Linked DNA regions of Homo sapiens: region 2 is linked to region 1. Evidence: read pairs that join two places in POLR2A ChIA-PET (ENCODE). Cell type or tissue: Panc1. All regions are shown on one strand. Each heading gives the region's core, and the rest is flanking DNA. Links, peaks and the distances in the headings are about the cores only. Region 1 overlaps ATP1A2 (ATPase Na+/K+ transporting subunit alpha 2). Region 2 holds the start of KCNJ10 (potassium inwardly rectifying channel subfamily J member 10).

The links. Peaks named below come from ENCODE experiments on the same cell type or tissue, not always from the same donor. Only the 100,000 strongest peaks of a DNase experiment are listed, where the experiment ranks them.
Region 2: POLR2A ChIA-PET joins it to region 1 with 8 read pairs; 4 of 35 experiments call an interaction of 5 or more read pairs at or near these places.

What each region holds. Positions count from the first base shown.
Region 1 is chr1:160,141,724-160,147,097 of GRCh38, reverse strand. It overlaps ATP1A2 (ATPase Na+/K+ transporting subunit alpha 2), which reads right to left. Exons shown (of 23, transcript NM_000702.4): 23 at 3,507-5,374. Among named protein-coding and RNA genes, the nearest start is that of ATP1A4, 7.2 kb to the left of the region's middle. In Panc1, for the core only: no CTCF peak of the experiment used is centred there; no DNase peak of the experiment used is centred there; H3K27me3 peaks cover 709 bases.
Region 2 is chr1:160,068,666-160,074,039 of GRCh38, reverse strand. It overlaps KCNJ10 (potassium inwardly rectifying channel subfamily J member 10), which reads left to right and starts at 3,880. Exons shown (of 2, transcript NM_002241.5): 1 at 3,880-4,018. RefSeq lists enhancers at 1,792-2,151, 4,329-4,498, a silencer at 3,689-3,918 and a cis regulatory region at 4,413. In Panc1, for the core only: no CTCF peak of the experiment used is centred there; no DNase peak of the experiment used is centred there; H3K4me3 peaks cover 418 bases; H3K27me3 peaks cover 1,548 bases.

The sequences.
Region 1 (5,374 bases), core at 58-5,057:
GTGGGCCACCACCCCAGGCTAATTTTTTTTTTTTTTTTTTTAATAGAGATGAGGTCTCACTGTGTTGCCCAGGCTGGTCTCAAATTCCTGGGCTCAAGCAATCCTCCTGCGTCAGCTTCCCAAAGTGCTGGGGTTGTAGACGTGAACCATAGCACCTGGCTTATTTAGAACTTTTTTTTTTGGAGATGGAGTCTCTGTTGCCCAGGCTGGGGTGCTGTGGCACCATCTCGGTTCATTGCAACCTCTGCCTCCTGGATTCAAGTGATTCTCAAACCTCAGCATCTCAAGTAGCTGGGATTACAGGCACCCGCCACCATGCCTGGCTAATTTTTTTTTTGTATTTTTAGTAGAGACGGGGTTTCACCATGTTGGCCAGGCTGGTCTCAAACTCCTGACCTCAAGAGATCCGCCCACCTCAGCTTCCCAAAGTGCTGGGATTACAGACGTGAGCCACCGCGCTCGGCCTTTGTAGAACTTTTAAACACAAACTGCTTATCGAGGATTTCAAATGTTTTATTGCAATTATTTGTTATAGTTGCTGTTATTGGTTTTCTAGACTTACTACATCCTTTCCTCTCTTCTCTGAACATGATTACATTTTCTTTTTTTTTGAGACCGAGTTTCACTCTTGTACCCCAGACTGGAGGTGCAATGGCGGGATCTCAGCTCATTGCAACCTATGCCTTCCGGGTTCAAGTGATTCTCCTTCCTCAGCCACCCGAGTAGTTGGGATTACAGGCGCGCGTGCCACCACGCGCAAATTTTTGCATTTTTAGTAGAGACAAGGTTTCACTACGTTGGCCAGGCTGGTCTCAAACTCCTGACCTCAGGTGACCCACCTACCTCGGCCTCCCAAAGTGCTAGGATTACAGGCGTGAGCCACCGCGACTGGCCCATGATTATATTTTCTGATACACTTTTTCCTCCAACATTTTTATCAGTAATAGATACTGAATTTTACTGATAGCCTCCTCAACCTTTTTTGAAATGATTATTTCATCCTTTGTCTAGTTAATGTTAGTTGTTTGTAACATTTTCCTTGTAATATGCTATCCTTGCATTCCACCATTTGGGGTAGTCAATTTATTATCTATATTAAATATAAAATTTTAACAAAATAGTACTTATCTCATAAAATAGGCTGGGCAACACAAAACACAAAATAATTTTTTATATTCCAGCACATTTTAAATAATATAAGGAAATTCTTTGAGGAATTTGCAAAAAATCCTTCATTGAATTCACTGGAGCCAAGGATATTTTTGAAAGACTCACTTTGTATTAAATGTCTTCCTTTGATATTGATCTAACCACTTTCTTCCTATTTTTTGCTGCGTTCTTAGCATTATGAATATTTAGTGACTATCTCTGATTATCTCTGATGCATGATCACATTTCCTATTCTGTAGATAAAAAGAAAATGCCATGGAAAGACTTTCTGCCTGGGTCAAAAGTTGGCCTTAGCTTCTCAGATTACATTCAATAGTAAGATTCTTCTTTTTGCTAAAATCCTCTAGCAGACCATCAAATCTCTTTGGATCTTTTTCTTTCTTTCTTTTCTTTTCTTTCTTTCTTTTTTTTTTTTTTTTCTGAGATGAAGTCTTGCTCTGTCACCCAGGCTGGAGTATAGTGGCACAATCTCGGCTCACTGCAGCCTCTGCCTCCTGGGTTCAAGCCATTCTTCTACTTCAGCCTCCTGAGTAGCTGGGATTACAGGTGTATACCCGGCTAATTTTTGTATTTTTAGTGGAAGACAGGGTTTCACCATGTTGGCCAGGATGGTCTCGAACTCCTGACCTCAAGTGATCTGCCCACCTTGGCTTCTCAAAGTGCTGGGATTACAGGCGTTAGCCACTGTGCCTGGCCTGGATCTTTTTCTTAACCCCCTACCGCATCTTTGAGATCATATCTTCTCCCTTTCTCACGGATCTGCCTTGCCCCTGCTGCTCAAATGTTAATTGTCCACAAATTCCTGGCTCCCTTGGCAGCCTCCCCAGTTCACTGAGCCATTGGGCTAGTCAGGCTCTGTCCATGCACATAGGCTTTCTGTTCTTGCAGTTGCAGAGCATGGCATGGTTAAGAGGGCAGGCCCTGGAGTCAGACTGGCCTAGGTTTGAATCCTGCTTCAGATGCTTACTACCTTTGAAACTTTGAATAATAATTTAACTTTCTGAGCACCAGTTTTCTCATCTGTAAATTGGAGATAATAATAGTCTCCATCTTACTGAATTACTGTGAGGATCCTTTCAGTCATCCAACACATATTTATTAATTGTCTAACGTGTGTCAGATGTTTTAGGTGCTAAGGATAAAGGTGTTGAACAAAAGAAATAGAGTCTCTGTCTTCATGGAACTTATACTGGAGGAGTCAGACAAACAAAAGCATAAACAGCAACAAAATACATGTATATCTTTCTAAATATTACATCTAGCTGTCTTTCTATCTAAATTTAAGGTAATAAGTATTTATGAACAAAAACGAAGAGAACAGAGAAAGAGGTTCCAGGAAGTCATTTTATTTGAGGTCCTCTGTGAGGATCTTACTGATGTTTAAGGAGTGATCTGAATGAAGTGACAAAGCCAGGCATGTGAATAACTAGGGAAAAGTGTTCCTGGCAGAGGGACCATCAAGAATAAAGGCCCTGTGGTGGGATGAACGGAGACTATACAAATAAAATTTTGGCATAGTTATGGCACAAAATGAGCTGTGATTAAGGCTCTTATAATCACTACTAACTATAACTGTCATTAATGACACTGTTAAGAGTCATAATAAAGGGGCTGCAATATGGCTTGGGCAAGAATTGACTTCTGACCGTTATTCTGAAATCCTGGCATAGGTTGTAAGAGTTGGTGTCTTTCTCTCTCCCATTCCCAGGGCCCCCCTGGAGCAATGCACACCCACCCACCCACCCCTCCATCTCCAGCACACAAGCGTCCCCCCTACTGCTCATTACATTCTGTCCATGATGGTTTCTGATGTCTACTACTCAGGTGAATTTCAAGGATTGCATCCACTTTACCCCCACCCCTTAAAGAGAGCACCCAGGACAAAGCTCTGCATGAAGTACAGATTGTGAATTGGTGTTGACTCTTGGGCTCCTCAACCCACTATCTCCTTCCCCCATCCCATCAGATAGAGAATGGCCTGATTTTGGTCTGGAACAGAAAAAGCAGAAGTGCCCCTGAGGATCTTGTTCTTAATAGACTCACAGGCCCCTCCCTGTCCTGGACAAACTCTTGTGGCTCTTAGGGTGGGATCAGCATGAGGAAGGAGGCTCCTGCTATAGTTTCTTGTAGGTTATTTTGCAACCTAACTTCTTCCCCTCTTGCTTTCTCCACGGACATCATCTGCTCCCAGACCATTTCCCTCCCATCCCTGACACTTGCTATCTCTTTGTTGCTTTCCCTACAAGCCGAGTTCTGCCACAGCACATATTTCAATATCACGATTTAGGAGGGAGGCAAGTATAAAGTGTAGAAATCTGAATTATGGAAGAGATTTCTTTTTTTTTCATAAAGAAATGCCACTTTATTATTTTCAAGTACATAGGTAGTACCTCAAACTAATGTCTTACAAAAGGTCACCAATAAAGATCCTGTAGATGTTTCTTTAACAAATACATAAAGATTGATGATAATTAGCCCATGCACTCGCTGCTTCTAAAAGGATATTTCTAAAGTGCCTGAAAAGTATTGTTTTTGGTAGACTAAACATGCCACCTCTAGCAATATTGTTTATGCTCTTAATTTACTAAAAAAATGCCATTTTTATTGATTGTGCAAAGATAAACTTTTGTCCACAGTTAGTAATCTCCAATTAATCGGATCCAAATTAATATTGTCTCCCACTTAGATTCCCAGGCCCAAGGCAATGACTCCCTTACTTCCTTGCTTCTGATAAAGCAAAATTCCAGTGCAATGAAATGACAGCCTTTGGGAGGTGGTTTATGGGTCTGACCCAATGCTTGTCTTTTGTGCTTCCTTCCTGTCTGCCTTAGGTCTTCCATTTTCCTCAGATGTCTTTCTCACTTGCATGACCTATCTAGGTCTCTCTCTACAGGACATTCCCAGTGCCTTCTAAGCCAGGCTTAGAGAATGGGCAAGGCTGCCTGCAGAGCAAAAGTGTTAGATAGGGAGTAAGGGAAAGAAAGCTATCTCCTGTAGGAACCTGAAACCAACTCTCCAGCCCAGGGTAAGTGGGCACAATGATCGTCGGTTTGAAGGGCATTTGCCTGGAGGGAACAGCCCTGCCACCTAAGACGTCAAAAGCAAATCATTTTTTTTTTTTTTGAGATGGAGTCTCACCCTTTCGCCCAGGCTGGAGTGTAATGGCACGATCTCAGCTCACTGCAACCTCTTCCTCACAGGTTCAAGCAATTCTCCTGCCTCAGCCTCCTGAGTAGCTGAGATTACAGGCGTGTGCCACCATGACTGGCTAATTTTTTGTACTTTTAGTAGAGACAGGGTTTCACCATGTTGGCCAGGCTCGCCTCGAACTCCTGACCTCATGATCCACCTGCCTCGGCCTCCCAAAGTGCTGGGATTACAGGCATGAGCCACCGCACCCAGAAAAAGCAAATCTCTTAGTATTTTTCCTCTTGTCCAAAGGTTCTGACCATGTTCATGACCTAAGCTTGTCCCTGGAAGCATACATGTCCCTGGGAGACAGGAAGGTTCAGGGAACTTCTCCACCCTGATTCTAGCCAATGGCCAGCGAACTCCTTTTCCAGGGTTGGCTTGGCAGTGTCGGGGAATGATGCAGGTTCATCGGGATGGGCATGAAAAGAAAGGGAATGGAAGAGGCTGGGAAAGAACTTGTGGCCATCCCTTTCAGAACAGCATGGAGCTCTGAGGACTTAGTATTACAGAAGGTGAAGTGTTATTAAGTACATGAGTGACATCCGGACCTTGTGGACTAAGAGGACCCCTAACCAAGGGTCAGCGGGGAACTCTGTGGCACACAAGTGTGGCATTTCTGGAAGCTCTTGATTGCCTTCTGGTCCTGCCTCTGCTGCTACCCTGATGAGATCTGAGTTTGTTCTGCTGGTGGGGTATTCTAAAATGTGGGACGTAGAGCTGGAGTCCACGACATCTATCTGGAGACTCATGTCAAATGTCCTGTCATTGGCACTACCTCACTTCCTTTGTTGTTTCCTTCCTCCAGCCAGCCCTACCTCCATCTCCCACCTGTCTGCCCAGCTCTCCCTGAAGGTCCCTTACCAGCCTCGACTGGGAGACAAGTCCACCTTTTCCAGTCTCAGGCTCTTGCACTCACCAGAAGAACCTTTTGTGATTGCAAGGTCTGAAGGGGAAGCCAGGGATAGAGTCCTGCAGGAAGCTAACGGGGGTGGAAGTGGGAAATGGAGTGAGG
Region 2 (5,374 bases), core at 137-5,136, 73 kb after region 1:
AAAAAAAAACCCAGAGAGTGGGTAATTTATAAAGAAAAAAGGTTTAATTGGCACACAGTTCTGCAGGATTTACAGGAAGCATGGTGCTGACATCTGCTCAGCTTCTCAGGAGACCTCAGGAAGCTTTTACTTGTGGTGGAAGGCAAAGCAGGAGCAGGCACATCACATGGCAAAAGCAGGAGCAAGAGAGAGTTGATGATGGGGGATGTTGCCATATACTTTTAAACACCCAGATCTCACGAGAACTCACTATCATGAAGATAGCACCAAGCCGCTGAGGGACCTGCCCCCATGATCAAAACACCTCCCACCAGGCCCATGTCCAGCATTGGCATTAAAATCCAGCATGAAATTTGAGCAGGATCAAAGATCCAAACTATTATTACCTGGTGAGAGGTAATGGTGTCCTAGACTACAGCAATGATAGTGGAATAGAGAGGAAGGGGACAATATTGAGGCTATTTAGAATACAGATGCATTGATTCAATAAGGGAGATGAGGTGAGGAAGATTGAAGAATCTAGGATGGCTGCCATGTTTCTGGTTGGGTGATGATAGTGTATCTACCATGGTAGAGAATAAATGGAGAGGAGCACTCTTGTGAGCAAGGTGACATGTTCGACTTTAAATATGTTGAGTTTGAAATGGATATCCGGGTGGGCTGGACATATTGACACATGGGTGGTAGTTGAAGCTAAATGGATGGATAACATTTTTGGAAAAATAATAAGTGCACAATAAATGTCTGTTAATGATCCATAAATCATTACAGTCCCTTTGCTTTCTCTTCTGTGGTGTTCTTCATGTTTATTTTGGAGTTCCACCAGAGCCTCCAAGCTAAGCTTGTCCAACCCACCGCCTGTGGGCTGCATGCAGCCCAGGACAGCTTTGAATGAGGCCCAACACAAATTTGTAAACTTTCTTAAAACATCATGAGGGTTTTTTTTGTGATTTTTTTTTTTTAAAGCTCATCAGCTACTGTTAGTGTTAGTGTATTTTATGTGTGGCCCAAGACAATTCTTCTTCTTCCAATGTGGCCCAGGGAAACCAAAAAATTGGACACCCCTGCCTAAGTCCTCTCTGTCTGTGAATGTCAAGACTGTGGCCCCCTTAAGGATCTTTTGGATGTCCTATTTTTTGAAACTTAAAGGTCTTATACCAGTCTTGCAGGCTGGCCCTCAGACCACCTCACCACAGCCCCTCATCCATATTGACTTAGGAAGAGAGGGCATTCGGAGTGTGAAGAAGAAAAACTGGAAGACTGTTTCTTTTTCTTTTTATTTTGTGTTTTGTTTTGTTTTGTTTTTGGAGACAGAGTCTAGCTCTGTCCCCCAGGCTGGAGTGCAGTGGCGTGATCTCGGCTCACTGCAACCTCTGCCTCCCAGGTTCAAGCGATTCACATGCCTCAGTCTCCCAAGTAGCTGGGATTACAGGCGCGTGCCACCAGGCCCGGCTAATTTTTGTATTTTTAGTAGAGATGGGTTTTTGCCATGTTGGCCAGGCTGGTCTCAAACTCCTGACCTCAGGTGATCCACCCACCTTGGCCTCCCAAAGTGCTGGGATTACAGGCATGAGCCACCTGGCCTGGCCTGTTTCTAGTACATTGTCTGGTTTCTATTTCTCTCCTCTCTATGAGTAGAGTTCTCAAAAGTGTAACCTATACTTGCTGACAGTTTCTCACTTTCTAGTGGTAACTTGTAATCTGGTTCCCACCTTGCTCACTCTTCTGAAATTGCTCTCAAATGTCACTAGAGACTTTGTCACTGCCAAACCCAATGCCTCTTCTCTCTGTACTTGTTGGCACTGTTAGAACCTCCTCCTTAACAGTCTCTCCTTCCTTAGCTCCATGACATCTCACTTTCTTTGTCTCCTTCCTGCCTGTCTGGTGGATTCTCTTTCACTCTTTGGGGGTCCTTCTTCTTCCCATCCCCTAAACATAGGTGTTCCTCACTCTCTGTGCCAGGCTCTCATTTCTCTGTGCAGTCTTTGTTGGGATCTACCCTGTTCTCATAGCTTCAACTCACACTGCCCTGGCAGCAATGACCTCCTTTCTCTCTCTGGTTCTGACCCCTCTCCACAGCTTCCAGCTCTGAACTCATCACTTCCTCTTCCCCCACCTCAGTCTCCTCACCAGGTGTGATCCCCCCCAGGCTCCCCTATGCCCGTGAATGACCTCGCAGTTCTGATCACCTGACTTGAGACTCTAGTATGATCTCTGAAGCTTCCCTCTTTTGCTCAACATGTCAAGTTGGCTTCAAACTTTTTTCATTTTCTTTTGATTTTTCTGTACTCCAATTCATTTTCTGTGTTCCACTTTTCACCATTGCCACGCTGATTTGGGCTGTCATCTCTTCATGCTTATATTATTGCAATTATTTTCTATCGTCTACTTGCCTACTATATCCACTTGGTTCAAACTATTTTGTCACCTCCCGATTAATTTTCCTAAAATGCCATAGCTTTCTCCTACTCCATCCTTCCCAAGAACCTTCAATTGCTCTCCGTAGCCTACAGAAACTCTGGCCTGACCACAAATCAGCACAACTCTGTGTTTCTTCCGGATGTTCCCCTTAACACAAACACTGCCTATGGTGCCTAACCTTTAGTCCCGTCCTTCCAGCTTCTCCAATGAGGCTATTTGAATGGACATTTACTTATCTTATGGCTTTTAGTGGTTAAACTAAGCTACATTCCTAGTTTCTTTCCTTTTTTTACCTGAATTTATAGCAATTCAATATGGTAACACTGGTTATTGATTAGCAGTTAAATGTTTATGATGATCAGAAATGAGGAAATAATTATATTCTTTTTAAATAAATGCTGGGGGTGGGGGTGAATTAAAACCTCTCAACACATAGATTCAGAAAATTAAAGAAATCTTTGGTGATGAAAGGGTTGAGAACCATCACCCTGCACTCTAATCTAGTAAATGGGACAGTTTGATGCTGTTTCCCAAGTGAACTTGTATTTTCACGTCTCCCCAGGACTCTGCTACGTTGTTCCCTCTGCCTTAAATGCAACAGAGTCCTGGGGACCATCTCTCAGCACCTGAATCTTCTGCTTCCTTTGGGACCCTAATCAGATGTTACCTCTTTCCTCCCACATCTGCTAGGAGCCCTCTGAGTAGAATGACCTCTCCCTTTTACAGCCTTCAGTACCTCCCGCACTTCGCTGAGGGTTCCGGCCTTATCTTTCCTTACAGAGAAAGCCGCTGCAGGTGGGCACCGTGTGCTGCGCGTCTCTCACCCAGCACCGCACCGGGGACTTAGGAGACGGTGAACAACACGGGAATTGTGCCCAAAGATACAGTCCTGTGGCTCAGGGAGCCCAGGCCTACTCCGCCCCAATCTCACTTCCAGGCGCCGCCTTCGGCGCTGCCTGCAGGGCCACTGGGCCGGTCCTGAATTCATTTCCACTTCGTTAACTCGGTCCCAGTCCCGCCCCCCGGCTCCAGCTCTCGTAACCCATCGCTGACAGGACCGCCTCCCTTTTCTTCCTTCTCCCTTCCCCTGTCACCCTGCCAGCTCAGCTCCTATCGTTTCGCATATCGTCTCTTCATCTCTCTTTCTCCCCGGGTCTGTCTGGGTCTCTGTCTTTGGATATTTCTCTCTGCGCCTGCAGCTGTCTGGGTCTCCGCTTCCTTGCCCCGCACGCCCCGCCCCCTGCCCAAGACCCTCCAATCTCGGCGGCTCGAGCCTGGCGCTCCACTCTCCCATTGGTCTGTTCGGAGCCCCCCGCCCCCGCCTGCCCGGCCCCCCTCCGGGCCCCTCCATTCACACAAAGTTTGGCTCCGGCGCTGCGGAGGGAGGGGGCGGCCCGGCCCGGCCCAGCTCTGCCCCCGGCCGGCCCGACCCCGGCCCCGGCCCCCGGACAAGCCCTTATCTGATCCCAGCTCCGGGTTTAAGAGTCCTGGCCCGGCCCGTCGCACAGCTCTGCTCCTAACTCCTGCCCGCCCCGTCCGTCCATCTGTCCCGCTGCCCCGCGGCCCATCCAAGGGGCCACTCCACCTCGGACCCAAGGTAAGACCCTGGCCCTGATGAAGGAGTTCTGCCGCCCCGGCCGGGTCCTGTCCCCCTAACTCTCCAGAGACATCGGGGTCCCAGATCCTCAGTCCCTACCCTGCCTGGCCTCAGCGGTACCACCGTCTTGTTCCCCTGCCTCCCGCCTTGGGCAGTCCCAAATGGAGCCTCCTGGGAAGGGCTCCCCACGAGGAAACTAGCCAGGCTGGTCACCTCAGCCCTTTCATCTAAGGAAGGGGCTTTCCCGATGCCCCCTCCCACTGGGCAGACCAGCAGTTGCATCCCTGCTCCTCTAGTTAATACAGTGACAACCACACATAACCAGGCACCCCATACACAGGCACAACAGACAGTGCGCCCTCCTCCCCATATGGACAGGTTACTCCCATCCCCAGCCCCTCCCCCACTCCCCATACAGTGACAATCACATAGTGACACCCATGATCGCTAGTTCCCACATGGGGAGAAAAACAGATACTGGCAGCTTAAACCGGGGAGCCACCAAAGCCTGGTGTGCTCCAGACCCCTGCCCACCCAATCTCTTCCTTCTATTCTGAGTGGCTCCCATTTTAAGACATCCCTCCTCATGGCCCCTCACCCTCACCCCAGCTGTTTCGCACTGGGATTTCCAGAAGGAAAGGAGCAGGGCCACTTCTGCTAGAGTGAGAAGGGCAGATTGGGTTCTATAAACTCACCCTCCAGATGGAGACGCCCCTTCCCATTCCATTCCTCCTCTCATCAGAACTAACCCAGGGCACCTGTGTTAGGGAACAGATGAAGGATGGAACTTCCTGATTTGGGGGAGGAGAGCTGAACCCAGGAATGGGTAGAAGGACAACACTGGGAAAAAGTGAGGGTGGGTTCTGGTGTCTTGAAGTTTAATTCCAGTGAGTGCCCCAGGCAGGGTGAGGCAGATGGGGAAGAAGCTGGTGCAGATTTGGACCCCAAAGAGGCCAGTGCTTAAAGCCTGCTTCTGTTGCTTACCAATACAAATTCTGACTAAAGATGTCTGGCCAGTCTGCTCTTGCTGTGGTGTTTGAATTTTTTTTCTCCCCACTGGGACTGCTTTAGGCTGCCTGGGTGGGAGGGAGATAATGACAGGAGATTTAGGGCCCCCATGTGAGAGATGGCCTTGTTTAAGGGTGCTGAGGAGGGCCTGGAGTGGTTGTCATGAAATTAGCCCCAGGAGGGGTGGGCAGCCACCAGTGAGTTCAATTTAGTTTCATCCTGAAACTCTCTCCCTAATCTCCAAGGATTTTTGAACATATTCCTGGCATGATGGTGGGTACCATCCTGTGCCAAGTGGTAGGGCTTGTAAATTTCTCTGGGGGTAGACTGGGTATAGGGGACCAAGTT